Linked DNA regions of Homo sapiens: region 1 is linked to region 2. Evidence: chromatin loops called from intact Hi-C (ENCODE). Cell type or tissue: PC-9. All regions are shown on one strand. Links, peaks and the distances in the headings refer to the core of each region. The heading gives the core; the rest is flanking DNA.

Evidence for each region. Hi-C counts contacts between places; a loop is a spot of excess contacts. Peaks named below come from ENCODE experiments on the same cell type or tissue, not always from the same donor. Only the 100,000 strongest peaks of a DNase experiment are listed, where the experiment ranks them.
Region 1: it touches region 2 in a loop (2.6-fold over the local background); 7 of 110 quality-filtered maps call a loop at or near these places.

Annotation. Positions count from the first base shown.
Region 1 is chr11:86,014,121-86,029,742 of GRCh38, reverse strand. PICALM (phosphatidylinositol binding clathrin assembly protein) reads left to right here. Exons shown (of 20, transcript NM_007166.4): 3 at 3,376-3,451; 4 at 7,274-7,376; 5 at 14,780-14,873. Among named protein-coding and RNA genes, the nearest start is that of PICALM, 47 kb to the left of the region's middle. In PC-9, for the core only: no CTCF peak of the experiment used is centred there; no DNase peak of the experiment used is centred there; H3K27ac peaks cover 383 bases.
Region 2 is chr11:85,949,205-85,964,826 of GRCh38, reverse strand. PICALM (phosphatidylinositol binding clathrin assembly protein) reads left to right here. Exons shown (of 20, transcript NM_007166.4): 20 at 5,767-7,652. The coding sequence ends at 5,781. Among named protein-coding and RNA genes, the nearest start is that of CCDC83, 100 kb to the right of the region's middle. RefSeq lists an enhancer at 9,634-10,134. In PC-9, for the core only: no CTCF peak of the experiment used is centred there; no DNase peak of the experiment used is centred there.

The DNA of each region.
Region 1 (15,622 bases), core at 3,053-11,052, 66 kb before region 2:
TATGTACTTTTCTTCTTCTTCTTTATTTATTTGATGTAGTTTATTTTTTAAAAAGAAAAAGCCACAAATATAACCAGCTACACTGCCAGATAAACAAAGTATCAATAATGGCTTTCAGAGGCTGTAAATAAGGTAATTGATAGTACTAGAGGCAAAATGTTAATAAAGACAAAACAGAAAGTTGACAGTCATTTTGTAGATTGACTGACAAGGGGAGAAAGATAGCATTTTAGTGTGTTTTTTTGATAGTGTGTTTTTTGATAAACTCATGTTTAGCTTCCTGTAGGCAGTTAAAGCAAATTCCATGCTCTGTTCATTTTTTATGCTGGTTTGTACAACCTTCAGGTTTTTATGCTAGTTTGTACAACCTTCAGATGTTCCCATTGGCAGGTGCCATTAATTTGTTAGAGGCTGTACATAGGATTTCACTATACTGTGGTGATTGGAATACCATGGAGCGGTGATTCTCAAAACTGAGTGGGGAAGGGGGATGATTTTTTTTTTCCCTTAGGGGACATTTGTCACAACTGAAGGGGATGCTGCTGGTATATAGTAGGTAAAGGCCAGGGCTGCTTCAAAACATCTTACAATAATGCACAGAACAGGCTGGGTGAGGTAGCTCACACCTGTAATCCCAGCAATTTGGGAGGCCAAGGTGGGTGGATCACCTGAGGTCGCAAGTTCGAGACCAGTGTGACCAACATGGTGAAACCCCGTCTCTAGTAAAAAATACAAAAATTAGCCAAGCGTGGTGGTGCACATATGTAATCCCAGCTACTCAGGAGGCTGAGGCAGGAGAATCGCTTAAACCTGGGAAGCGGAGGTTGCAGTGAGCGAGATGACACCTTTGCATGCCAGCCTGGGCAACAAAGCAAGAGACTCCATCTCAAAAAAAAAAAAAAAAGAAAATTAAAAACAGTAATGCACAGAGCAGTCTCCAACAACAAAGAATTACCTGATTCAGTGTCAGAGTACTCAGGTTGAGAAACCTGGCCACAGAGAAAAATCTCAAAAGGTAAGGCTGAGTGAGCATTGTGTTATAGACCCTTAACATGAGGCAGGTAGGTACTTTTATACTGTTGTTCACTTACCAACTGGGTGACTTGGGTAAGTCACTTCTGGAGCTTCCTCAATAATATGATAGTACCTTCATGGTAAATAGAATTGACCAAGGCTCTTACTATAGTATGACAAGTTATAGATGATTAATACATGAAAATGTAGAGTTAAAAATTTGTAGATGAAATTAGAAAAGAGAAGTACCAAGCATGGATTTATTATAAAGTATTTAATACCATTTTGGGTAAAATAATCTGAAATATGTTCTTTAAATATTTTGTTATGAAAAGTTTCTAATATACACAATAGTAGAGTGAATGGCATAACAAATGCTTATGTACCTAATCACCCACCTTCCACATTGCCATTCTTTAAATGAAGGTTTAGGATAATCCATTTCAGGTTACCGCTTATGACCCAAAATGGGAACCTGTGAAGCCTTATTACTTGCCAGAGTGTTGGCATGGTGCTCAATTTAATACCATTTTGAATATCATTAGGATGCTGTTGAAAACAAAATCAAAACTTGATTAAAGCCATATATGTCTTTGCAGCTAAATATAATGAACGTAGAAAGGACTAATAAAATGAAAAGGAAAATTTAGATTTATTATCTCTAAAATCATGAATGAAATGGCCTGGTAGACGAAATTATTTACATTAATTTAGAATGCAGAGGTAAAGAAGAGTCTTATCAAAATCTATTAAAATCATAGTCTAATATTGTCTTACGATATTTTTATAACTTTTTGAAACACTATTTTAGGATAATTGTGAAATATGAGTCTTCAGTTTACACATTGATTTTCAAAATCCTGGTTTGTTAGTTTGGGGTGATCTCAGTTGTACAAGTCTAATTTGGAGGCCGGGCGCAGTTTCTCATACCTATAATCCTGAGAGTTTGGGGGGCCAAGGCGGGAGGATTGCTTGAGCCCAAGAGTTCCAGACCAGCCTAGGCAATGTAGTAAGACGTTGTCTCTACAAAAAATTTTTTTAAAAATGTGAGCTGGACATGCCTGTAGTCCCAGCTACTTGGGGGCGAGGGTGAGGGGTGGATGGTGGGTGGTGCTTCATACTGAGATGGGAGGATTGCTTGAGAGCAGGAGGGTGGAAAGCTGTGATCACACCACTGTACTCCAGCCTGGATGACAGAGCGAGACCCTGTCTCAAAAAAAAAAAAAAATACTGATTTCAGAGGTGATGGTGTACATCCTAGTTGATTATTAGCCTCTACATGCATTAAAAAAAAAATGAAGAAGAAAGTAAAGTAATCCTAAGAAGCGAAGTTGAAAGGCATTTCTTTAGCTATTTAGAGGCTGTATGTGAAGGAGACTAAGGTTATGTACTATGGTAAGCACTTCAGAGACCATTTTGGCAATATTGAGAAGATGAGCTTTTACATATGTGCTGGCCTAATAATTCATCCCTAGGTATATATCCTGAAAAACTCATATACTCATATACTTATGCATGGAGACCATGAAGAAATATGTCAATACAACTTTGTTAATAATAGCGAAAATTACAAAGTATATCCATAATAAATAAATGGATTTATGATGATGTATTCATTAGAATATTAGAACATCATTTAAGATGAAATGTTAAGTGGGACAATTCTTAGGGAAAAGTTGAGTTAAAACACATTGCAAAGAGTAAGTACACTATGATACTTGTGTAAATTTCAAATAGAAAACACTTGGATAGTTTATAGATACTTGTATGTCTAGTAAAATGGTGAAAACCTGTGTGAAAGTAACGTATACCTGTTTCAGAAAAGTACTCACCTCTGAAGAGGGAGGGAAGGGAGATTGAAGGTGTGGTTCTTCAATGGAGGCTATAATGTTTTGATTCTATATAAGATGTGAAGTGAACATGTGAATTTGTTTAATCTGGACAGTGGGTAAGAGGATCTCTATTGCTTTCTTGTATGTTTAGAAGTATTTTTTTTTTAAAGCCAAAACTTTGGTTTACCAGACGGCTGTTTAAAATACAGATGCCACCTAAAAATGATTAGCTATAGTTTTAGTATGCTGTAATAAAACCAAAACTACTGCTTCCACTGCCTATTTGCTTTTATTGTTTTGACTTAATACTATATCTGTGGGCATTAGGCTTTAATAAATTCTCGCATGCTAGTGAAAAATATGTATTATGTTTTTAGGTTTGGTAACTAGTTAATGGAAAGAGTGAGGATGAGAAATTTAAACTAGATAAGCTTAATAGAATGTGTTAACCATAACTTTTCCTCCTAATTTTCGAATTAGAGTTGGTGAGATGGCAGTACCTTAATATGATGTAATTTTTTTTTTCCAGCGTTTTATTCAGTATTTGGCTTCAAGAAACACGTTGTTTAACTTAAGCAATTTTTTGGATAAAAGTGGATTGCAAGGTAAAGATAACTTTTACATTATAGAAAATCAAAAGAATGACACCCACATGATGATTACTCCAGAGTAGAACTCTGTCTTTTAGAACATGTGCTACTTTAAACCTTATATTTTAGTGAAGGTTGTAGGAAAGAAAAAACTGTCTTTTAATTTGAAGATTAATAATAATCTTCCTACCAGATACTCAGAGCTCTCTGAGACGGAGTACAGAGTAGTTATTTGAGAGCATGAATTCTGGAGCTGGACTGTCTAGGTTTGAATCTCATCTTTGCTGCCTACCAGCTATATGAACTTGGGCAGGTTACTTCACCTCTGCATCAGTAGAATCGAGTAATAGTGATAGTACCTACCCAGTAAGATTGTCATGAGACTTAACCTAGTTAATTACTACAAAGTGCTTAGAACAGTGCCTGGCACACAAGACATGCTATGTAAGGCTGGGTACGGTGGCTCATGCCTGTTATTGCAGCACTTTGGGAGGCTGAGGCGGGTGGGTCACTTGAGGTCAAGTGTTCAAGACCAGCCTGGCCAACATGGTGAAACCCCGTCTCTACTAAAAATACAAAAATTAGCCGGGATTGGTGGTGCACACCTGTAATCCCAGCTACTCAGGAGGCTGAGGCAGGAGAATCGCTTGAACCCAGGAGGCGAAGGTTGCAGTGAGCCAAGATCATGCCACTGCACTCCAGCCTGGGTGACAAAGCTAGACTCTGTCTCAAAAAAACAAACAAAAAAAGAAATGCTATGTAATATTTGCTTTCATTGTTATTATATTATGTTTCATTCCAAGAAATGTAGTTGAAATATTACATGTTTTAGTAGCTAAAGTGGATATAATTTGTTGAGATGAATTGTTCCTTCATATTCGTAGCTATTTTCTTATTTATGTTTTTTTGAGACGAAGTCTCGTTCTGTCACCAGGCTGGAGTGCAGTGGCATGATCTTGGCTCACTGCAACCTCCGCCTCCCGGGTTCAAGCGATTCTCCTGCCTCAGCCTCCCGAGTAGCTGGGACTACCCGCGCATGTCACCACGCCCAGCTACTTTGTGTATCTTTAGTAGAGATGGGGTTTCACCATGTTGGCCAGGATGGTCTGCATCTCTTGACCTCATGATCTGCTTGCCTCGGCCTCCCAAAGTGCTGGGATTACAGGCGTGAGCCACCACACCCGGCCTGCTATTTTTTATTTAGTAACTTGAAATGGACATAATGTGGTTATAGCTGTCCATGCACATTGTCTTAATGGGATCTGTTTTACTTAGTTCTGTAACTAGGCTGTTAGCATTATAGAATGTTAGCTTTAGGGAGAACCTCATAAAGGATATGCCAAATGAATTGGGAATATTCAACAGTGAGGCTCAATCAGGGAAATGTCTTTAGAGAAGGTGAGATTTGTGCTGGGCTTCAAGAGAAGGATGAGAAGATGAGTTGGCTTAAGCACAGGTACAATACATGAATGTGAAAGTAAGGACAGATACACAGATGTATATGGATGTGAAAGTCATTCACATGGATATGAGTATTTAAGATTTACAGAGCAAATGAATGTGAATAGAATATATATGAATGGTGTATTTGAGAACATGTAGTGGCAGATAGCCCTCAAGAAGCTGTTCAGAGCCAAAATCAAGCACAAAAATTTTTTATAGAGTTGGAATTTTATAATGCAGTAGAGAGAGGAGGGGAGAGGGAATTATGTGTTACCAGGAAAGCATCATAGCTTAGTCAAGTTAGATCAGAGTAAACCAAATCTTGAAGATGCTGAGACTGTTTCAGTTGTTCTGGTTATCTAGTGTAGAGTTAATCAGGGCCTGAACTGTGGTTCTTCTGGAGGTGTAAAAAAAAAAAAAGATCAGGGGAATTTTTTTTTTTTTTTAATGTGACTGGCTGTATTTGAGTTTGGAGGTGTTCAGTCCAATACTTGTTTCCCTTTGGTAAGTGCAGGTATTGCTTAAAAAGAATTTAATACCCTATCTTCCAGACATTCTAGAAGACCAGTAATCTATATGTAGGACCCATTGTTACAAAATGCATTATATTTTAACAAGAGTTACGGCGCTCTAACTTAAGGAAAAAAAATTAAAACAGTAGACCCCCTCTCTTGAAAAAAAAATTTTTTTTTTCTTTGAGACAGGATCTGGTTCTGTTGCTGAGGCTGGAGTAAGAGAGACCGGGGCTTGCTCTGTCACCTAGGCTGGGTGCAGTGGTATGATCGTAGCTCACTGCAGCCTCTAACTCCTGGCTCAAGCGGTCCTCCCTTCAGCCTCCTGAGCAGCTGGGATTACAGATGTGCACCACCACGCCTGGCTAATATTTTTATTCTTAAATATTTTGTAGAGATGGGCTCTTGCTCTGTTGACCAGGTTGGTCTTGAACTCTTGGTCTAAAGCGATCCTCCTAAGCCTCCCAAAGTGCTGGGATTACAGGCATGAGCCACCACACCTGGCCTCTTTTTGAAATCTTAAACAGAAGCCAGATATATATTATAGATAAAAATGGAGTGTCTCTATTTTCAGGGGCATGGAAGAAACTGCCTACTCATCCTTTAATTTTCACTTCCTCCCTCATTCAGTTCATTTTAACTTTAAAAGTCTATGGAAAACAAGATGCAGAGCAGTGCTCTAGGCAGAGTTTATGCATATATCCAAGTAGGTTTTTTGTGTCTTATTAGCGACTGATTTATCATTTTCTTAAGATGGAAATTAAGCAATTCTAGTGGTAAGGTGTTAATAATTTCACTCTTTTTATGTAGACGAGAGGTTGAGCCTTGAAGGATGAGAGGTGTTTACCGTCTTAGGATGGGGTATAGTAGATAGAACCATATGAACCGAAGAGCTGAGGAATGTGAGCATGTAACACCTGACGTGTACAGTAGTAGGTATGAAGTCATATGGGAGCAGTATTTTTTTTTCTATTTTGTTCACTGATTTTTCTCCACTGGTACTTAATAGGCACTCAATAAATATTTTGCTAAATAAATGAACTGGTGATGTTGAAATCCAGTTAGTTTACATTTTGGTTGGTTTTGGTATTGTCTTTTAAAGGTAGCAAAGACCAAGTAATTAAATTTGTTAGATGAATATGAGATAAAATGGGTTCACTTTTCAATGAGGAGCAAAAATTTATAGACTTCCTTGAGCCAGGTAATAACTAAAACACAAAGTTTTTGGTGTTTTTAGAAAATAATATTGATTAGATTTTATGTTGCTAAAGTTTTCAAGTCAAGGTCATGATGAAACAAAATCTTAGAATGATTTATGTATTCATTTAGAAAGTTTCATTGAAAACATTCATATAATTGTTTTTGTTACACCCTGAACTTGCATGTTGCCATTTCTTATATTACACAGTAATTTTTTATACTTTTTATAAGGTTGGCACATACAAGTTATGGTTCTAAATACAGCTAAAGATTTTAGGAGTATAAAAATTATATAAAGTTGCTTGATTTGAGGAATGGGATTGTGGTTCCATAGGATGTTAAATTTGAGTTGTGAGATTATCAAGTTGTGTAAAAGAACGTTTTTCTAATTCCTGATGAATAAAGAATAGGAATATTGAGAGAATAGTGAAGTTCTAAGGGAAGAGGTTTTTTTTTTAAAACTACATAGGACTTATCTGATTTAAATATGAAGCCTTAAGAGAATTTAATGGTAATGTTATTAATTAGTTACTTAATTTACATACTAAATTGAATTGGGATATCAAGACATTTTATAGCCATTGGATGCAATGAGTTGTTTTTCTAGGCATATTGGGATTTTTAGTCATTTATAAAAACTTGTCTCTCTCTTTGTTTTGTTTTTGTTTTTGTTTTTTTACAGGATATGACATGTCTACATTTATTAGGCGGTATAGTAGATATTTAAATGAGAAAGCAGTTTCATACAGACAAGTTGCATTTGATTTCACAAAAGTGAAGAGAGGGTGAGTTAAGCTTTTTTTGACATCTAATTGATTTGAATTTTTAAAAATGTAAAACATAGGAGTTACTAGATTATGAATTATGAAATTTTAGCCAGTTTTAAAAGATGAGCCTCATTTTTCTTTGATGAGGTATATCAAGTACTTTTTGTGGTAGGATTTGTTTTTAAGTTCTTTTTATAGCACCTTTATTGAGATATCATTCACATAACAAAATTTATCATTTTAAAGTGTGTAATTCATTGGTTTTTAGTGTATTTACAAAGTTGTCCAACATCACCACTAATTTCAGAACATTTTTATCACCTCCACAAAGAAACTCTATACCTATTAGCATTCATTTCCTATTCCCTCTTCCCCTAGATCCTGGCAACCATGAATCTACTTTCTGTGTCTCTGGGCTTGTCTATTCTGAACATTTCATATAAATGAAATTATACAATATGTGACCTTTGTGTAGCATGATATGTCCAAGTTATAGCATCCATGTTATTTCATATATCAGTATTTTATTCCTTTTTCTAGCCAAATCATATTTTACTTTATGGACATATACTGCATTTTGTTTATCTGTTCATAAGGTGATGGCCACTTGAATAGTTTCTACTTTTGCCTATTAGGAATAATGGTGCTGTGAACATTAGATTTTATGTGGATTATCTTTTTAATTCTCTTCGGTGTATACCTAGAAGTGGAATTGCTGTGTCATATGGTAACTCTTATGTTTGTCATTTTGAGGAACTGCCAAATCATTTTTCAAAGCAGTTGAATCACTTTACGTTCCCACCAGCAATGTATGGCACTTTCAGTTTCTCCCTATTCTTGCCATACTTGTTATTTTCTGGGTTTTTTTTTGCCTTTTTTTTTTTTTCTTAAATGGTAGCCATCCTAGTGGGTGTGAACTGGTGTCTTGTGATTTTTAGTTTGCATTTCCCTGATGGCTAATGATATTGAGCATTTTTTTTGAGCTGTTGACCATTTGCATATCGTCTTTTGAAAAAATGCCTCTTCAAACCCTTTGCCCTGTTTTTATTTTTTATTTTCACTTTTTGAGACAGTGGCACCATCCCAGCTCACTGCAGTGTCGACCTCCTGTGCTCAAGCAATTTTTCCCCCTCAGCCTGCTGAGTAGCTGGGAACACAGGCATGCAACACTATGCTCAGTTAATTTTTAAAAAAATTTTCATACAAATGAGTTCTCACTATGTTGCCAAGGCTGGTCTTGAACTCCTGGGCTCAAGCAGTCTTCCCATTTTGGCCTCCCACAGTGTTGAGATTATAGGCTTGAGCTACTGACCTGGCCTTTTGCTCATTTTTAAATTGGGTTACTTGCCCTTTTTATTGTTAAGTTGCAAGAATTTTAAAAAATATGTTCTGGGCACCAGTTTCTTATCGCATAAATAATTTGCAAATATTTTTCTCCCATGGCTTGTCTTTTCAGTTTCTTGTTGGTGTTTTTTGAAGAACAAACATTTTTAATTAATTAAGTGTATCTTTTTTTTCCTTTGGTTGCTTGTACTTTTGTAATCATGTCTAAGAAATCATTGTTTAATCCAGGGTCACAAAGATTTACTCCTACTTTTTATTCTAAGAATCTTGTATTTTTTGCCCATATAGTTAGGTTCTTATCTATTTGGAATTAACTTTTGTATATGGTGTGAGAGGTGAGTCCAAATTTATTCTTTTGTATGTGGATATTGAGTTATCCCAGCAACATTTTGTGAAATTACTCTTCTTTCCCCATTGGATAGTCTTAGTACCTTGTTGAAGATGAGTTGACCATAAATGTAAAGGTTTATTTCTGGACTTGCAGTTCTGTTCTGTTGATCTGTATGTATATCTTCATGCCAGTACCACATTGTCTTGATTACTGTTGCTTTGCAGTGTGTTTTAAAATTAGAACGTGTGAGTCTTCCAATTCTATTCTTTTTTTTTTTTTTTTTTTCCCAAGATTGTTTTAGCTGTTCTGGGCCCCTTGCATTCCCATGTGAATTTCAGGATCAGCTTTTTGATTTCTGCAGAAAAGATAGCTGGGATTTTGTGGGGGATTGCATTGAATCTATAGATCAGTTTGGGGAGTATTACCTTCTTAATGATTAAATTTCTAGTCTATGAACAAGAGATGTGTTTCTGTTTATTTGGATCTTTTTTCATTTCTTTCAGTGCTGTTTTGTATTTAAGCTTTCTTTTAATCTTAAATGCAGAAGATGCATTTAATTTTTGCTGCACCCTAAATAACAATCATCTTAGTACATGATCCAGTCACATGAATGATATAGTCAGTGCTTCTATAAGTGATAACACCTGATATGCAGATTTTTTTCCTAGGATATAGGATGAGGCCTCAGGAGAAAGCCACTGAAGACATTCTTAGCAGCAGCGATGACCCTTGTAGCTATGAAGACCTGTCTTGAAGGGAATCTGGCATGTACAGAAATAGTCTGGTGAATGCCTTCCTGAGCCACTCTGCTGCTCAGTGATCCCAAAGGTCTAAGCAATTGATGTGTTCCTTTAGATTGTTCTATTGAAATTTTAAATTAATGGACTGAAGTGAAAAATTTAATTAAAATATAGAGGTAACCTCTTAGTTATGCAAGAAAATTTAAAGCTGAATTTAAATGTTCTATGCTGCCATTCCAAATCCATCAGGAGGTGATTATTTTGGAATATACCTAAAGTAAATTCTACAGATTTTGTTTCATATATTTAAGCACTTTGTAGAAGATTATGGTGGAGAACTTTTTTAGAAGTCTGATTTTTAACCTCTGTATCCTGTCCAATAATATTTCACTGTAAAGTGTCTTCAGTGAAGTTGATCTTCAGTGTATTTACAGATTTCAGAATAATAGATTTTTAAAATGGTAACTTTTGTTCTAATTTGAAGGGCCAGTCTTGAGAATAGTTGGTGAATTTTTTTATTTAATAGAGCAGTCTTTTTTAATTGGAGGAAAATAGCTCCTGATTAAGTACAATAAAATTAGTATTGACTTAGTTGAATCAAGGAGGAGCCATAATTGAGTGGGGACCAAGAAGAAGTGCAAAAGTGGCATTATACACACACATATACACGTCAGACTGTATAAATACAAAAGAAAAAAATCAAGAATATCAGGTATAAATTGAGGACATGACAGCAATTGAAATTATTATATCATGGCAAAAACCTCAGTAGGCTACACCTTTTGGAGAGGACTCTCATTGTAAGTAGTAAAGTTTGATTTATTAAGATTTTTTTTTATGTTTACAAAAGTAATAAAATTTAAGAAAAATACCATCCTAATTCATAGAAAATGTTAACATTTTAGTGTGTCTAACCTTTTCTGTGCGAGTAAATAGAAATATGTATATAAAGGCACATAGAAAATTACATAAAAATTGGATCAGATTCTTTGAAGGCTGCTTTTCTTCCCCTCCTGTGTATTTTGGACATTTTCAATGTCTGTACACATAGATCCATCTCATTTTTTTCTTTTTTTTTTTTAAGTCAGAGTCTGGCTCTATCACCCAGGCTGGGGTGCAGTGGCGTGCTCTTGGCTCACTGCAACCTCCACCTCCCGGGTTCAAGCGATTCTTCTGTCTCAGCCTCCCAAGTAGTTGGGACTACAGGTGCCCGCCACAATGCCCAGCTAATTTTTGTATTTTTAGTAGAGATGGGGTTTTGCCATGTTGGCCAGGCTGATCTTGAGCTCCTGACCTCAAGTGAGCTACCTGTCTCGGCCTCCCAAAGTGCTGAGATTACAGGCATGAGCCACCTCATCTGGCCTCAATCCATCTCATTCTTATGAATGGCTGTAGAATTATGTTGCAGGTGTACATCTGATTTATTCCCTTTTTTTAATCTTATAAAAGCAGTGGATTGACCATCCTTTTATGTATGGTTGCATTGAGTTTTTCTATAGAATAAATTATTAAAATTGATGAGTCATTGAGATATATATACATTTAACATTTTAATACAAAACACCAAATTATCCTTTATAAAAGTTATACTAAATTATTGGCTTAAATAGTTATTTGTATTCTTCCATCATCATGAAAAATGCGTTCATATGTGTTCATTTTATATTAGTTGATTGAATAAATGGTGATATTGAGCACACTCCCCCTTCCTTTTGAATGCCATACTTGTTTTATTAATTGTCTTTTGATGTCCATTGACAGCTTCTCTATTGGGTTTTTCACTCTTTTCCATTGTGTTTAATAGTGGTAAGAACTCACAAGCTTTTTTAGTCAGATGAATCTAGGTTTGAATTCTAGCTTCACACCAATTAGATGAGAGACTTCAGTGAGATACTTTAGCTGGTTTACTGACTTTTAAAAAATAATATTACTTTAAAATAATTTCACTTCCAGAAATGTAGCAAGAATATTAGAGAACTTCTGTATACTTTACTCAGAACCACCAGTTTTTAGCATTTTGCCACATCTGCATTTCTCTTTCTGTGTATATTCACACAGGCGCACACACACATTTTTTTCTGAACCATTTGAGAGTGGGTTACATACCTGATGCCTTTTATAGTTTATATCTTTTAATACTTTGGTGAATATTTTCTAAAAACAAGGATATTTTATTACGTATCTATCAGCTTGCTAAACTTCTTTCACATGGTGGCACACAAACTGTTAACTATTTATACAAGAGACTACTTGAGGCTAAAGGGTTAAAAAGGATCAACATCTTGGCACACTTATAACCCTTTCTACCATACTAGTATGCTGTGGCAAAACTGGGAAGGCCTTACTTAAGCTCTGAGTTATTTCATCTGTAAAATTACGATGTTAATTAGTACTTTCCTGTCAGGATTGTTGTGAGAATTAAATGGGATATTGTATGTAGTGCTTAACACATAACAAACACTCAACAAATGAACTTTTTGTATATTAGGAAAATAAATTGTTATAGGTTATGAGTATTTTTCCTTGTTTTTTAACATTGTTAAAAGCTTTACAATCTTAGGTGATCAAAATCATTATCTTCATTTTTATGTTTTTTATCTTTCAAGCAAGCTCAGTGAGCTAAAATGATTATGTTTTCATCAGTTATATTTATGGATTAGGTGTTTTATATTTTAATCTTGGATTCATTTGGAATCTACCATGGTAGGAAAAACATGAGGTAGAAGCTAACTTTTTTTTTTTTTTTTGAGACAGAGTCTCACTCTGTCACCCAGGCTGGAGTGCAGTGGCGTGATCTCTGCTCCCTGCAACCTCCGCCTTCCAGATTCAAGCGATTCTCCCACCTCAGCCTCCCGAGTATCTGGGACTATAGGCGCATGCCACTGTGCCCGGCTACTTTTTGTATTTTTTAGTAGAGATGGGGTTTCACCATATTGGCCAGGCTGGTCTCGAAATCCTGACCTCGTGATCCACTCGCCCCTCAGCCTCCCAAAGTGCTGGGATTACAAGCGTGAGCCAACGCGCCCAGCCTTAGCCAACACTTTTTAAATAGAAATATAGTTTGGGTGGCAAGAAGACCAGACAATTGCTTTTTGTTATTTTCTGTTCCAGAATGAAATATTTTGGGAGTTAAGAGCTGAGAGCTTATGTGTTTCATGTAAGGAGACAAGGAAAGAGAAGAGGATTCGAAGATACTTAGGAGAGGATTTTATTAGAGACGGCTAAGAGGATTGCTGGCAATGTTGAGTATTCATTTGAGGTTGATGATCATGAGTTTATAGTTTTGCCAGTTTGCCCAGTTGTGCTGTTTTCTTTACCAGCACTCAGCTATGTGTGTACAGGCATGGATTAGTTAGGTGTTTGCTCAGCCAGGATAGTGAATTTGCCAGATGACTGAAATGCAGGGAAGAAAAGAGGTGCAAGAAAGTTAAAGGTATTTGTAAAGGAGTGATTATATTAATGATCTGTGGAATTCTAAGCTAGATGAAGAAAGTAAAAATGAGAAAGGATCAATGTGGGTAGTGGTGGAGTTGAAACATTGAAGTTTCTGATGAGGTCAAATAGTTTTTACCACAGGGATATGTGACCAAAGCAGCTGAAAGGTTAAAAGGTAATTGTCACAGAATAAGGTGTCTGAATTTTACCTTTTTTTGTTGTTGTTCTTCAGGGGTGGGGCTAGGATGATGTGGTTTCTGGGGGCAGTAAGGTTAGAATCAGGGATTTTGACATCAAGGTGTTGGATTGGTTGTCCATGTAGATGTTGAAGCTAATGACAAGAAAGACTGAGCCAATGTTCAAATCTTCTGTGATGGAGAAGTAACCAGAGGTAAAAAAATGACATCAGTAAGAAGAGTTGCAAAAGAAGGAATGGTGTCCTCAGCCCAAGCTCCAGCAGCTGCTTCCAGCCAATGCTGTTTAGCACTTGAGCGGAAACAGGCATCCATAAGTTAACACATTAGGGAGAATTAGGCCGAAGCTGATCAATAGGTGACTACTTAAGGCAGTCTAGTATTTGGTTATTAAACTTTGTTGTGTCCTACAAAGCACAGTTGTTGCTTTTTATAGCTTAATTGTTTTTTGGCGTCTGAGGTCATAGTTCATGGTTTATCGTAGGGTAGAACAGCCATTTATAAGTATAGGTCATTTGTAAATTAGGGGAACCTGACATATTTTTTGGAAATGCCTTGTTACTCAACCAAACAGTAAATCAGTAGAATGAGGATTTGAAAATGATAGGGCAATCTCTGAATAATACTTAGTGTGATATATAATAAGCTCTTAATATTAGTTGTGTACGTTAGCCCCAGTACCTTTCATGTACTGGTTTTTAAATCTGTTTTGGTGCTGCCAATAATTTCTCTATCTTTAGAAATATCTGTTTGGAAATATTTAACAGACTATTTTATTAAAGGCTGTCCATTGAAAGTATCTCTTGTGTAATAGCCAGATTAGAATGATTTGGTAAAATTGTTCTTTATTTTGTAATAAAGTAGTTTTAGTTATAATTTCTGAATTAAAAGCCATTGCTGTTGGGTCATGAATAAAATACTTTAAATAAAACAGAGCTCTAAGACTTTGTTAACTCTTGGCCTACAGAGTGTTTAACTGTTTTTTGACTTGAGGCAAATGATTATTTTATTTGTAATTTTAAAAAATGGTAAAACTGCTCTTTACACACCAATGATTGTGAGGATCAGATCATTTCATCTTGTGAAAATACAAGCTATAGACCTTGCTGTATAATGTATACTTTTGCTTTTATGGCTCATGCTTTATGTTCTTTTTTAGTTCTAAATGAGTACCTTGATATTTGACATATTGTGTTGCCTGTTTTTGTTTTTTCTGTATGATCTCTGCTTCAGTTTTCATGTTCCATAATGACTTAAAAATATGTGACATTTCATAGCAACTTGGTTCTCTGTTTTAGTAGAAAACCAGGGGGGGAGTTTGAAATGTAGATTTAATTGCAGATTCATTTGTTTATTTCTCTGGTTTTTTCATAACAGGGCTGATGGAGTTATGAGAACAATGAACACAGAAAAACTCCTAAAAACTGTACCAATTATTCAGAATCAGATGGATGCACTTCTTGATTTTAATGTGAGTTATGCTTTTGTAATTTAAGATTTTAAAAAATTAGGTCATTATAATTCATGAGAATTTTTAACCTCAAGTTTTCACAGACTCTAGTTTTTCACATCCTGATATCCTATATGGCTAAGGATTTTTTATAAAATAGTCTCAAGTCAAATTACTTTCTGATTTTTATGACTGTTTTGGATTTATTTCTTTAGTGCTTCTCTAGCTCTAGAATTTTAAGATATACAAGCTAAAGTGGTGAAAGGATTGATCTGAAAATATATTTTCTTTTGATAATGGCTTTTAGATCTTGAAAATGTACAGGGATATTTTTTAAATAAATAGCCAACTTAATATTTTACTTTTGTCTATTTAATGGGACTCAAAGCATGGCAATTATTCAGAAGAAGAAGTTTAAATAGCAGTTATAATAGCTTATTATGTAGCTATTGCCCAAGGGCATTGTGTTCGCTGGAATTTTTGTTTTAATGACCATGACTTGAACCAAGCTGCCAGCTTTGTCATTCATTTATAATGTGTTAGAAGTTAACGTTTTCAACTCTGTTCTGTTTTTTTGTCATCTATCTTAACAATGTTTTGTTTATTATTTATTTGTCATTTTGTTTTAGAGATTGTGAGTGCAAGTTAGTGAATGGAACTGTGACAGTTTCATGCTGAAATAGATTTTTCCTTTAAATTGTTTAATTGCTAGTTTTTAAGCTTCTTCAGGGCAGGAACTAGGTCACTTTTGTTCTCTGTTGTACCCCCAT
Region 2 (15,622 bases), core at 4,119-12,118:
TACAATGTGTAATTGACTGCTAGTTGCTGAACAAAGGACAGATAAAGTGTTTCCTGCACCTGAGCAGCCTAAAGGTGAGTGTAATACAGATGCACAAGTGACTGGTTGATAATGGAATGAGACCCCTTATAAGAAAGACATAACAGAGCACGGCAGAGGAGCAAGAACAACACAGAGGCAATGACATTTGAGCTAGGCCTCTTATATCTGTAGATGAACATTTGATGGTAGGTAGTAGGGAAGATGGAACTAAGAATATTTGAGCTACTTAATATATGCCAGGCAGCATGCTGAGTGCTTGTGTTCATTTAATTCTCAAGACAGCCATAAGCGGCAGTACAGGTATTGGGCCTATTATTCTAAATCCCATTTTATAAGAGAGTTAGGATTAGATTCAGTTCCATCTTTCTACAAAACCTGGCACTGTCATTCCAGGCAAAGGGAGTACAATCCATTTTTCTCTTAAGAGGTTGATTTTGCCAATGAGACAGAATGAATCTCTACAGCATTGTTAAGTTTCTACCCAGTCTTTTGGGTGACTGAAAAATTCAAATGTAAAGATGTGGCAAAATTGGTTCTCTAAGGATTTTAAGTACAGCCAAATGATATGTCACAAGTTTTTTCCTAAATATCCAACCATTTAGTCTTTCATAAGCTTTTAATTCCACTAGCCTCACTTTCTGAGATTGTTGATGTTTTCTTGTTCTAACCTGAAATTTTCTTTGTTTGATGTTAACAGGAGTATAATGAAGGAGTAACCATTTTTATTTTATGATAGTCTATCAATAGACTTTTTTTAACCTTCTTTAAGCTAGGTGTGTTTGTCCTTTATTAAAGTCAGTTTGACCCAGCCTGTACAACATTGCAAGACCTTAACTTTAATAAAAAAAAAAAAAAAAAAAAAAAGCCAGGTGTGGTGGTGCATGCCTGTAATCCCAGCTACTTGGGAGGCTGAGATGGGAGGATCACTTGAGCCCAGGAGATTGAGGCTGCAGTGACCCGTGACTGCGCCACTACACTACAGCCTGGGTGACAGAACAAGACACTGTTGATAGATAGACTATATGAAACACGCTCTATAACCAAAAAAATCATTGCTCTGGATATAATGCAAAGATTTTGGTAACATTTTACCGTATTTTTTCTTATTGATTGATTAGAGTAGTGGAGGAGGGGAGAAGGAATTTAAGAGATACTATCATCAACCACTTGCAGATTTTAGTATATTTATACGCTGCTCTTCTCAGTATTTCATTTTTCTATACATGAGAAAAGACTATGTCTGTATTGGACCATTACAATTGACCACTTTGTTGAAGACATCTTCAGTTGTGACATAGGTCATTTTGATTTGAACGAACTGATAGCTATACCAATTTTTTTTGGCTCTGTGGGAATTTTGGGATAGAGAATGTTATTTGAAGTAAATAGGTAAAGGCTCTTTTTGTTTTTGTTTTGTTTTAATTTTATTTGTGATAGATACCTGGTGATGTAATAGTAGGGCTTGACTGGAAAGATCAATTATGATTTGTCTTGGTGTCCAGAACAACAAATTACATATGCTCTCTTGTAAAATTTGATGATTTTGTGCTTTATGTGAATAGCTTTATGTGAAAGCAACAGCTTTTGGTTGCTGGTTTGTGTTTTTAATTTTTTATCCTCTAGTACTTTAACCTTGCCTTTTTATGTTCTTTAGCAACCCTACATCATGTTCTTTAATTTACTCACAGAAATAAGTAGAGTCAAGTCAGCTCTTATAGTTTTAAAATTCTCCTACTTCTCACCTACCAAGAACCCATTGCCTCTTCATGCTATTTTGTTCTTGATTTTCCTGAGCAGTAATTGGGCTACTGAAGCACATTTCCTTTCCTTCTCTTATTTACTCTCTGGGGTGACTACTTTCTCACCAGTGCATGGTGTGTCTGTGCTTTGGAATAGATGCCAGGAAGGGGTAGGATGGTCAGGGGCTGCTGTATGTCCCACTCCTTGGAGCTGTGCAGTCAGCCTAGCTAGCCCTGGCTATGGTTTCATCCGCTTGATACAGATATTGATGATAAGAAACTTATTCCAGGGATGTTGTCTTGTTTTCTTATTGGTGGTCTCTGTCATGTTTTAGTTTGGCTACATTTTTATAGATATGAGACGTGTATGTGTTTTACCAATTTAAGAGACTACTAGGAGTTCTAATAAAAAACCAGCTCTTTTTCTCAAGGAAAAGTAATCCTTTTCAACATTGTTTATAAGCCTCTAGGACTTGTCTAGCAGTATGCTCACATATTGAAAATAGATTTGTCTCTTCCGTATTCTTCAGGGGCATTTTACTGTGGGTCTGTCAGGTCTTCAGACTGCTACCCTGGTGAAAACGTGATTTAAGAAGGTATTTCGGTGTGGGGCTATCATAGGAAACTTCTGATTTTAGATGCAGTCTATCTGCAATAAGTAGGATTTGTTGTTGCTGTTGTTTTAACTGTAGGTGAAAAAGAAAATCTGCTTCAGAGAGAAACCAAGTTCATCTTGGAGATAAGTGTGGATGTTGGACTCCCTCCAGCTCAGTAACTGAGGATCACTTTACTTGAAATCGTTGTGCTTTTGATTGGCCGTCCGTGGTTGCGCTGAAGAGGGAGGAGGGGGAGTCTTTCCAGTAGTTATACCTTAATTTGTCTCTGCATGGATGATATTTGAAACCTCAAGCCCAGGCATGCTGCTCTGTCCTCCCATCTGTAGCTGCCTGCGTGATTCCATCATTGTTCCATTTGTCTCTTCCCATTGTCTTTGAACATTTGTTTTTGGGAACAAGATATGCATTAGGAAATTACTCAACCATGAGTATAACTGATGCCTATAAATTGATCTTGGCATCCAGAACAAGTTGCATATACTAGTGATGTAATATTTGCCGAAGCTCATTGGCTGTTCATTCTCTGTAGTGCTTTTCCGAAAATAAATAAATAAATAAATAAATAAATAAATAGGTAGAAAGAAATGAAATCACTTGGCACCAGCAAAGAAATCCTCTATAGGATTTGAATGTTGAAGTATGAATTGAAACTATTTCCAGTTAGTCAACTTTTATTACTCACTAGGACATCCCTAAAAGAAAAGCTCATTTTGTAATAGTCCTGTGCTTATATGCTTTGCAATCTTATACAGAGGGAGAAAAAGAATTAAAAGCTTGTTCCAAAGTAAAAAGGTTCATGTCGGGTTTGAAACGCTCATGTCAGCTTAATGAAGGATACATGTATGAAAATTAATATCTTGGTTCTTCAGGAATAGTCTGTGTTTGGGAGAATAAAGATACATACTGAATTCAGTTGTTTACTTGCCTTACAGTATATTCGAATTAAACAATAGGACAGATTCTAAGAATCAAGTAAATTTGTCCAAACAGGAAGCAGAATCAAAGATCTTAAGTATTCCCCATATTCAGGGCAGTATGTGGACAGTTACAGTAGGTGACCTCTAAGGTCCCTTTCACCTCCCACAGTACGTGTGTCAGCTGCAGTTCGTCAAGATAAATGAGCAGGAGACAACTTCGTGTAAAAAGTGTGTGAACCTAGGACAGGACTTTTCGACCCTTATGAAGAAAGAAAGGAAAGAATATTGCAGCTAGATGTGTTGGGTCCGGACTGAGGTCAGAGTTGCACAGCTTTGGACAGATAGCCTGGACACAGGAAACCATGTTCTCTCAATTTTAAACAAAAATGCAATTATGTATTCCCTCCCCTATCCCCCCACCACCCCCCATACACACATTAAAATTCTTAACCATGGGTCAGCTTATATCGACCTTTTGGGTAAAAGACATTATTCCTTTGAAACTTCAGAAGCACGAGTTTGTTTTCTGAAAAACACATGCCATTGCATACCTTTTAACTTGACATATGACTGAAACTTTTGTCTTAACAATCCATTTTCTACAAAGACTGCCCTTATATTTATTAAAGATGACAAAACCAAAACCACTTCTTCTTTCATACATTTTCTGCTTTCATGTTCTGTCATTCTGAGATCTTTTTTTCTTTCCCTCTCTCTGTCTTCTTTTCCCCCAGCTGTCGGCAGCATCCAGCCCCTCCAGTCACAGTCCTCACAGAGCTTCAGGAAAGGACCCCTTTGCAGAGCTCTCTTTGGAGGATTTCTTATAAATCACTTTAGGTATTGCTACTTGTTTTGGGAGATGGGGACTTAAATACTTAAAAACAATTACCAAACATTAAACACAATTCACGCTTCTCTTTCATTTCTTTAAAGGACTCTAGGCTCCCTCTCCTCCTCCTCCTCTTCCTCTATTCTTTAGGTGCAGAATGAAAAGATAGGACATAAGGAAAAACAACTTTTGGAAAATATCTGTAACATAATTATTTAAAGTAATCTCATCCACTGCTCACAGTAAATGGATGAGATCGGATAAAGTTTGCTTTTTAATTAAGGGCAAGTGAATACTTAAGCCCTTTCGATTAGAAGGATTCTGCATATGATCCACACTGCCTCTGTTTGCTGGAAGACAGTGTAATTTGTTCTTCTTGATGCTCTAGCCCCCAGTTTAGATATACCTTCTAGATCTTTGGGAGTTTATAGTCTTCTGATTTGGCAAGTTTATTAGCACATCTACTTCAGTAATCTTTGGATGGGCAGTTTAAGGGAAATTGTGAGTGAAATATCTTTGAATGAACAGTAGTACCCTATTGAAAAATATTTTTATGGCTCTTTCAGGTTCTTATTTATGTTAATAAAAAGACTTAGTATAATATTACTGTTCCCTTTATTGTCTCTAATTGTATATCATTTGGAAATAATATTTCAAATTTTGCTTCCCAAATGAGATTTTGCTTGTGGTATTTGTGCTTATGGAGAGATTTTTCTGAACTTGTCATGAAAAAATAGGTCATTGATCTTCTTTCTTTTCCTCCTCCACATGCTATTCCTCTATTTTTAGCAGTTAAGTATTTGGCCTGGATGTGGTTGCTTATGCCTGTAATCCCAGCACCCTGGGAGGCTGATGCGGGAGGATCACTTGGGGCTAGTAGTTCAAGATCAGCCTGGGCAATACGGTGAGACCCTAGTCTCTACCCCCACCCAAAAATTACCCAGGTGTGGTGGCGACTGTCTGCAGTCCTAGCTATTCAGGAGGCTGAGGCAGGAGGGTTGCTTGAGCCCAGGAGTTCCAATGAGCTTTTTTTTTTTTTTTTTTTTTTTGAGATGGAGTTTCGCTCTTGTCTCCCAGGCTGGAGTGCAGTGGCACGATCTCAGCTCACTGCAACCTCCACCTCCTGGGTTCAAGCCATTCTCCTGCCTCAGCCTCCCGAGTAGCTAGGATTACAGGCGCCCGCCACCACGCCTGGCTAATTTTTGTATTTTTAGTAGAGACGGGGTTTCACCATATTGGCCAGGCCAGTCTCGAACTCTCGAACTCACCTCAGGTGATCTGCCCACCTCAGCCTCCCAGAGTGCTGGGATTACAGGTGTGAGCTATGGTGCCCAGCCATTGAGCTTTGATCATGCCACTGCAATCCAGCCTAGACAGCAGAGCAAGACTCTGTCTCAAAAACAACAACAAAAAACATTATTTGGAAGTCCCTATATGTGTCAAATATTGAGCTTTCTGGCACATAAGTTGATAATACTGACTTTGTTTTATAAACAGGGTTTGTGATAAGCATGTTGTGAACACTTCTGGGCCAGTTAAATGGTAAAGACCACAAAGCATTTTTATTTATGAGAAGACATCCTACAATACAATGAATTAACATACCCACTTTTTTTTTCCAGATACAGTTTATGTAACTTGATGGAAGAAAATGGAATTACTCCAAAAAGACAAGTGCTCAAGCAGCAAAATCCTTACTTCCAGCAAAATCCAAACTGCTGTCTCTTAAATCTCTTAAACTCTCTTCTTCCATTAGAATGCTACAAGTAACTCAGTGAAGGCCCATGAAGGAAATTGGGACTAGTTTATAGGAGAACGTATCAATACAGTTTATAAAGCCAAGAATTGCTATGATTTAAGACTAAGATCTGTCTTTTTGGTGACTAACCCTTCAATTCTTTCAACTCCTGTTAATACCCATAATCAGTAACCTATCAAGAAAAGCCCTTATTTGGAAAGTGTGAAATTTGTATTTGGAAAAGCTGCCTGGAGAGAAGAACTGTGTCCTTTACTGTATTTCAACAGGACTCTTTTGGGGGATCAAAATTAAAATTCCTAATTATGCATTATCTTTCTTTTCTCCAGTCCTCACAAATACAGAAACAATAACTGAAATTAACTTTTCTTTTTTTAAAAAAAATTATATTCAGTTTGCAGTAGACATTCCTTAAGTATTTGTATTTATTTATGATTATCAATTTTACATAACATTAATATTGTATCAGACCTCCTTATGAAAATGAGTATGGATGTGCACAGTATGTTTGATTTTTATCCACAAGAATGAATCTGATTCAGAATGCTTTTCTCAGCTGACATACAGAGCACTAAATATTTTAAGGCAAGTCCATAGGTCTGAATCTCTTAAGAATTCTCGGCCTCTGTGGGATTTAGGGAAGCATTATAAATGCATTAATCCTTATAGTCAATTCTGTGCCTAGGATTTTGCCAGGGAACAGTTCACTGACTAGGAAAAGCACTACATTTTAAATTCAGCATTAGTGCATTGGGAAGGATCTTTACTGCTTTGTGCTTGGCATGTCATTATTTTCCATTTGACATTAGGGCCTTTCCAAAATGAATGTGAGGAATTGCTTTCACTTCAAGACTTTCCTTCTTTTCACTAAAACTCTAGAAGGTGTTACAAGGGGGAGGGAAGGGGGGCAAAGTCCTTGAACATTTTCTTTGGCTCGTGCCATGTTATGATCATATACCTTTTAAATAAGGGGAAATAGTATCTTTAAAGTTAATGTCTAGCCAAGAGTTTAGTAAACGAAGAATTAAACTGCACTGTTGATCGGTGCTTTGTGTAAATACATCTTTAACATTTGGGTGGAGAGGGGCCTTAAGAAGGACAGTTCATTGTAGGAAAGCAATTCTGTACATGAGTTTAAGCATTCTTGTTGCATTGTCTCTGCAGATTCTATTTTTGTTTACAATATTAAAATGTATGTTAGCAAAATGGGTGGATTTTCAAATAAAATGCAGCTTCCACAAAAGTTTTGTTATGGTATTCTGGTCTGAGATGCATTTTCATTTTTCCTTTCTCTTTTTATTATCAATATTGTCATTTTTCCCTAATAAAATATACCCAGGTGATTATATTTGTTGATCTAATAACATGGAAGGTTTGTTTTATATGAATTTTCAAAAAGATGTCTCTTTACACTTTTTGTTACCTTGTAGACTCTTATTGATAAATGCAACTACTTATTAAAATTGTTCACTTTTTGTCTTTTGATCAGATGCCTTTAGTCAGGTAAGTTTAAGGGAAAATACGCAGTTTAATGTTTTGGTACATATAATTATGTCTGCCAAAGAAACCTTTGATTGTATCATATTGCCTATTTAGTAGTGCATAGGGTTCAGAGTACATGATAAAGGATCAAAAGCTTTGCATTGATAAGTGTCTCATAATATTTGCTGTGATTGGAGAAAAAATGTAGTCGTAGCCAATAAATTTTATCAGCTTTTAAGTTTCAGTATTATTAAACCATTTTCATATAAACTGGGAAGTTGTACTTTTATAAGTTACCCTCCTTAACTTTACAAATTTTTGTCTCTTGTGGTGTTTGAGGAGGTGTTTATATTTAAGGTCTGTGGCTTGTTTTCTTTCATATTGCCTTTTTTTTTTTAAGTATGTTTCAGTATGTGACGTGCTTCATAGCCATTTTTATTTCATTGTTTAAACAACTTTTGGGCTATGTTTGATAAGTGTTATCCATATTTTACCCATTTTATATGTAGGAATCAGAAATCAGAAAAGGAGCTGGGTGCAGTGGCTCACACCTGTTATTCCAGTAATTTGGGAGGCTGAGGTACATGATCACTTGAGCCCAGGAGTTCAAGACCAGCCTGGGCAACATGGTGAAACGCTATCTGTACCAAAAATACAAAAATTAGCCAGGTATATGCCTATAGTCCCAGCTACTTGGGAGACTGAAGTGGTAGGATCACCCGAGTCCAGGATGTTGAGGCTGCAGTGAGCTGGGATCATGCCACTGCATACTCCACCCTGGGTGACAGAGTGAGACCCTGTTTAAAAAAAAAAGGAACTTGCCCAGATGAGTAAGTTAACAGATGGAAATCAAATCTTTGCTTTCATGGTCCATTGTTCTCTCTGTGACCTGCTGTCACGTAATTCATATATATATACTGACATGGAGATTGTTTCCCTCTGCAATCTAGACTGATGGCCACTCTTTATTCCCAGTGGTCTTTAGTGAAGTACATTTCCTGCCTCCTCCTCTGATGCCCAGACATCGTTGACAAGGAAGAATGCAAACATGCGACAAGAGCAACTTTAACCAAAATATAATGAGTGAAGTAAATCAGCTATTGATTACATAATTACATCAGGCTGTAAACTCATACATGCTCATGTCATTTTACTATCCAGTTAGCAAGTAGCTATTGGCTGAGATAAGAGAGAAGATTGTAAGCAGAGGACAACTGTACCTGTCCCAAATCGTTTTCAAAATTATTTGCCTTTGATTTAACATCTATCAGCATTCAGCATTTTTTAAAAGGTATCCCTTTCTTAACAAGTGACTATGAGAATACATATTTAGGAAGAGGACTTCCTTATGTTAGCCTAGGAATCTTCTGCTTTTCCAGAAGCCAACAAAATGTGACTTATGAGAAATAGGCCTTAATGGGATGTTTTTCTTGAACTAAAAATAATTTCAAGGTTCTTCTCATTTATCGTAACTCACAAACACGCTTCCAAACTCTGTTTGCTTATTCTACAAAATTCCACAGAGAAAAAAAATCTCTCTTAAGAGTGAGTGTGGCTCCTGTGTGCTAGCAGTGACTAGGTCACAATGTATGGAGACACCACAGTAGTAAGCCAGATGAATTTATTCTTGCCTTCCAGGAAAGATATTTCACAGCTTTCATCAGTGGCCTCTGCAGTCAGCTTAGATCTTTGTTCTGCCACACTTGCTGCCTTCCATGGGTGTGACTAGCCCTTCTGGAATTCTGCTGTCTGAAGTTTCGGAAAAGAAAGGCTGCATTATCATCCATGCTGTCTCTTGCTGAAAACATTAAGCTGATTTCTTGCTGTTACTAAGAAGTAATGTCCTATTTGAAGTATCACCAATCCAAAAGGTTTTCTGTGTTTCTAGCTAGTATTCCTAATGTTAGCATAAGCACTCATTGTGTCCCATTTGTTGTTGATGTAGTATGCAGACGTAGTTGCATGAAAGCTGTATGAAACTGACAACACTGTTAATGAAAGTTCCTTCTATGGTATTTGTTCTGGGGCAGATGTAACTTGAAGCGAATATTAAACTGATTTTAGGCAGACAACTAGGAGAGAAAGGTGAGGTTAGAAAAAGTTTTGTTTTCTGATAAGCCCTGGTTCAAAATAGCTTTTTATCTAATAAAAAAGCTAATTTTAGGCCAGTGCAGTGGCTCATGTCTGTAATCCCAACACTTTGGGAGGACAAAGTGGGCGGATCACTTGAGCCCAGGAGCTTGAGACCAGCCTGGCCAACATGGTGAAACCCCGTCTCTACAACAGTGAAAAAAAAAAAAAAAATTAAGTCCCAGCCACTCCAAAGGCTGAGATGGGAGGATCACTTGAACCCGGTATGGTTGAGGCTGCTGTGAGCCGAGGTCACACCATTGCACTCCAGCCTGGGCAACAGAGTGAGGTGAGACCCTGCTTCAAAAAAAAAAAAAATTAAAGTTTTGTTTTGTTTTTGTTTTGAGGTGGAGTCTCACTCTGTTGCTCAGGCTGTAGTGCAGTGGCGTGATTTTGGCTCACTGCAACCTCCACCTCCCAGGTTCAAGCGATTCTCCTGCCTCATGTGCCTGCCACCATGCCTGGCTAATTTTTGTATTTTAATAGAGATGGGATTTCACTATGTTGGCCAGGCTGGCTCAAACTCCTGACCTTGAGTGATCCCGCCTCCATCTCCCAAAGTGCTGAGATTACAGGCGTGAGCCACCACACCCAGCCTAAAGTTGGTTTTGAAATAAAAATTGTGTGTGATTGACCTTGTGAGCTAAACCTTGCTCTGTCGGAGCCTTCCCCAATTAGGTACCCTGTCTGTCTTCCTTGAGCCTTGGTCCCTTGGCAGCTGTCCTGTCCTCTGGATAAACAAGTATTGAGTTACCGTGCCTCTGACTGGGACCCTAGGGAAGGAAATATCAAGTAGCCCCCCACTGCCCACCACTTAGGCTATCTAGGAAGTCAGATTTCTTTAAACTTTTAAGAACACTACATGGAAGCATTAAGCACACCACACTGGCACTGCCAGCTAGCTTAGTGCCTGTGTAAGGCACAAAATATTAAATCTGCATCTCTGATCATTTTTGTCCTAAGAAGGGTAGTAGTGTTAGTCTGTTCTTGGGGTTGCTATAAATACCTGAGGTTAGGTAATTTACAAAGAAAAGAGGTTTAATTGGCTCATGGCAGGCTGCATGGCACTGGCTTCTGGTGAGGCTTCAGGAAGCTTTTACTCATAGCCAAAGACAAAGTAGAGAGCAGGCCTGTTTACAAACAGGAATTCATACTTAAGAATAAGAGGTCAGATTAATGGGATGTATCACCCCTTGAGACCAAACCTGCAGCACAAAAGAGCCTTGGTCTCACAGGTCACAAATAGACATTCAGTGCAGATTTTTATTGCTATCATCCCAGGTTAGAGCCCAGTCTACACTACCTGATAGCTGGCTCTGCTGATACTCAGGCCAACCCAAGGGAAAAAGATGGATTTTCTTTTTGGGGGAAGGCTGGTCTTTGGTGCAGACAGGAGGAATACTGGTCCAATGGGCTTAGGAGAACAATATTTATCAGTCACCCAATAGAGAAGCGTGCTTTCCATTCATCAATGTTTATTTTACTGTCTTATAGGAAACTTGGGAAGTAAGCAGGACTTCCCAGGCCTCTTGTCTTGTGTTATGGGAAACCACAGGACCCATCAGGCATTTTTAGTTTCATTTACCAGGCAGTTTATTGATTGCAACACTTAGCATACATGATTCACAAAGTTCTCATTCTTGATAATTTTCTGCCCAAATGTAGCTTCCTGAGAAGGGCAGGAGTGATCCATCACGTGGTGGGTGTTCATGTTTCTGGTTGGCTCCAGCCCCTTCCCTTGAATCCTGTGCTTTAACAGCTGGAATCCTTCAGTGTGTTTGGGTGGCTCACTGCTTATCAAATATTCAAGGCCTACAACCATTGCAGCCTTTCTCATACCTCCACTCTTGAAGCTTCTGCTCAGGCTAACTGTCTCTTCCCTGCCTCTTAATTGAAACTCTGGAATTCTCTGTGCCTTTGTTTTTACCTATTTGCCTGTTCAAAGTCTGTAATTATTGGGATGGAAAGTGAGCAACTCTGATCATTTTTAGGAGCACTGTAAATTGGCCAGCCCTTCCAGAAAGTCATAAAAATGTTTGTCTCCTTTGCTCAGTAATTCCACTTCTAGACATTTAAAGAAGTCCAGAAGTATTAAAAGAGCTGAAACTGGATCCCTTCCTTACACCTTATACAAAAATTAATTCAAGATGGATTAAAGACTTACATGTTAGACCTAAAACCATAAAAACCCTAGAAGAAAACCTAGGCAATACCATTCAGGACATGGGCATGGGCAAGGACTTCATATCTAAAACACCAAAAGAAATGGCAACAAAAGCCAAAATTGACAAATGGGATCTAATTAAACTAAAGAGCTTCTGCACAGCAAAAGAAATTACCATGAGAGTGAACAGGCAACCTACAAAATGGGAGAAAATTTTCGCAACCTACTCATCTGACAAAGGGCTAATATCCAGAATCTACAATGAACTCAAACAAATTTACAAGAAAAAAACAACCCCATCAAAAAGTGGGCGAAGGATATGAACAGACACTTCTCAAAAGAAGACATTTATGCAGCCAAAAAACACATGAAAAAATGCTCATCATCACTGGCCATCAGAGAAATGCAAATCAAAACCACAATGAGATACCATCTCACACCAGTTAGAATGGCTATCATTAAAAAGTCAGGAAACAACAGGTGCTGGAGAGGATGTGGAGAAATAGGAACACTTTTACACTGTTGGTGGGACCGTAAACTAATTCAACCATTGTGGAAGTCAGTGTGGCGATTCCTCAGGGATCTAGAACTAGAAATACCATTTGACCCAGCCATCCCATTACTGGGTATATACCCAAAGGATTATAAATCATGCTGCTATAAAGACACATGCACACGTATGTTTATTGCGGCAATATTCACAATAGCAAAGACTTGGAACCAACCCAAATGCCCAACAACAATAGACTGGATTAAGAAAATGTGGCACGTAATACACCATGGAATACTATGCAGCCATAAAAAATGAAGAGTTCATGTCCTTTGTAGGGACGTGGATGAAACTGGAAACCATCATTCTCAGCAAACTATCGCAAGGACAAAAAAACAAACACCACATGTTCTCACTCATAGGTGGGAATTGAACAATGAGAGCACATGGACACAGGAAGGGGAACATCACACTCTGGGGACTGTCATGAGGTGGGGGGAGCGGGGAGGGATAGCATTAGGAGATCTACCTAATGCTAAATGACGAGTTAATGGGTGCAGCACACCAACATGGCACATGTATACATATGTAACAAACCTGCACATTGTGCACATGTACCCTAAAACTTCAAGTATAATAATAATAAAATAAAGAAAAAAAAAGTACCTATGACAGCGGTTGAGATTACCAAAGGAACCACTGTGTGCCAGAGTAAGGGCCAAGGATGAGTCCCAGGGAACACACCCTTATTAAGGGGTGAAGGCCAGGAAAGAACAATCAAAGCTGGAGGCGGAGAACCAGGAAAGATAATTATGTCAAGGATATAACTGAAGAAGTAGGGAATGGCCAACACAAGTAAAATAAAGACCAAAACCTGCCCATTGGTTCTAGCAATTAGGAACTTGAACCTTACCCCTAGATATACCTGGGAATTGTCAGGGACAGAAGGCAGATCACATGGCATTGAGAAAATGCAGAGATATCAAAAAGCTATGAACTAAAAGAGATACTAAGCAAAAGACTGACCAAGGAAGATTTTTAGAAAGCAGATTGAGTTCTTCGTTCATCCATTCAATACACTGAGTGCCTTCAATGTGCCAGTAGTTCTAGGTGCAAGAATCAATAAACAAAACATAGATTCTTCTTTCATTGAGCTTATTTTCTTGTGAGAGTAGGCAATTAGCAAATATTTTATGACAAATGATGATGAGTGTTGTGAGAAAAAAATAGTAGAGAGAGTGATGTGAGCAGAGTGTGGTGCTGTTTGGGATAGGGTCAAGGAAGACCTTGAAGTCATCTTTGAACAGAGATACTAAGTAAGGAAGCAGGATGGTAAGATTTGGAGAGTGGCTCTCCTCCCCACATATGGGGGCAGAGGGCAGAACAAAGGCCCTGTTTCCCTAGTCAGAAACAGCACTGTCGCCAGCAAGGTTTGAACAAAGCGAGCAGGTTGGAGCTGAGGTCAGGGGTGGCAGTGGGCCTAGGCTAGGCCATGCTGAGGCTTGGATTTCTTTCTCAGTGGGGAAGCCACCGAAAATGTTGACCAGAGGATTCTTTAAAAACTTTTGTTGCTAAAAGGCTCGCTCTGGCTGCTGTATTATGAAGGAACTATAGGGAGACTATTATAACAGTCTTCCAACATGAGCAAAACTTAGCCCCTGAAAGCTGTAGTGAGCTAGAGGAGATAGCTAGGTGAGAGACAATCAGATAGGTTGCAAAATCAGCGGGAGAAAGGGAAATGCTGAGTGGTTAGGACTGGAAATGTTATGGGGTAGGAGATGGAAGAAAGGCAGATGAAGAGCCTGGAATATGGAAATACGCAGAGGACCATTTGCAGAAATCCCTTCCTTGGAGAGTATCACCATCACTGAGGGAAGCAACTACTGCTTGATGAGAGAGTACAGCATAGCAGTAATGGTGTAAACTCTGCCATGCTGTGTGTTTAAACCCCAGTTTGAGCAAGTTACATACTCTCCCTTTGTCTCAGTTTCTTCATCTGTAAAATTATCATAATAGTGCCTACCTCATAAGACTGTTGTATATAATGAATTTTTTAAATTTTTATTTATTTTTTTTGAGACAGGGTCTCACTCTGTTGCCCAGGCTGGAGTGCAGTAGCGCCATCTCCGCTCACTGCAACCTCTGCCTCCCAGGTTAAAGAGATTCTTGTGCCTCAGCCTCCCGAGTAGCTGGGATTACAGGTGTGAGCCACCACATCTGGCTAATTTTTGTATTTAGTAGAGATGAGGTTTCGCCATGTTGGCCAGCCTGGTCGTGAACTCCTGACCTCAAGTGATCCGCCCACCTCAACCTCCCAAAGTGCTGGGATTACAGGCCTGTGCCACCATGCCTGACTTGTATTTAATGAATTTAAAAGATACACTCAGAACATGATAAAGATGTGATATGTAATTACTGTTATTCTCACTGGGATGCAGAACAGCTTGTAGTCAAGAGCCTAGATTCTGGATCCAAATTACCTGTGTTCAAATCCTGGCTCTGCTCCTTTACTACCTGGAGAACTTTAAAAAGTTACTGAATTTCCCTCTGCCTGTTTTTTCATCTGTAAAATGGGTGTAATTATAGACCCTACCTCATAGGGTTATAATAGATAGGATCAGTATGTGTAAAGTGCATATAATAAGCACATTTAAGTGTTTGCTATTGTTTGTATTACTAAATTGTTGACATTGCCAATTCTGCCTTTTTACATAGCTGACCAAAGCCCAATGCCTGTGGAGATCCCATGAGTGGTTTTCAAAGCAGAACTTTGAACCCCTGACTCCACATGTCCTCACGACAAGCAGGAGTTCTTGGTCCTGGGGCAACTTCAGTAATATTATAGTTTGGTGTGACAGAACACATTTTTGAAAACAGCCAACCCCACACATAAGTATACTTAGGGCAACAGTTTAGATGCCCATAGATATTTTCTAAGTAGAATACTTTCTAATGTACTTTGAGCCCTTTTTAAAACATTTTTTCTTCGTATCATCCAGCCCAAAATGTCAATTTGTAAAAAAAAAATTTAACAGAATAAATTGCTTACCCAGCCCTATTTAATGTCCTAGAGACTAGAGACTACTTTTCTTTTCTTTTTCTTTTTCTTTTTTTTTTTTTTTTGAGACAAGGTCTGGCTCTGTCACCCAGACCAGAGTGCAGTGGCAAGATCATGGCTCACTGCAGCCTTGAACTTCTAGGCTGAAGCAATTCTCCCACCTCAGCCCCCAAGTAGCTGGGACTACAGGTGTATGCCACCACACCCAGCTAATTTTTTAACTTTTTGTAGAGGGGAGGTCTCACTATATCGCCCAGGCTGGTCTCGAACTCCTGAGCTCAAGCAATCTTCCCACCATGGCCTCCCAAAGTGCTAGGATTACAGGCATGAGCCACCACACCTGGCAGAGACAATATTTTACTATTGAAACCATTGACTTCTCATAAGGGAAATATTCA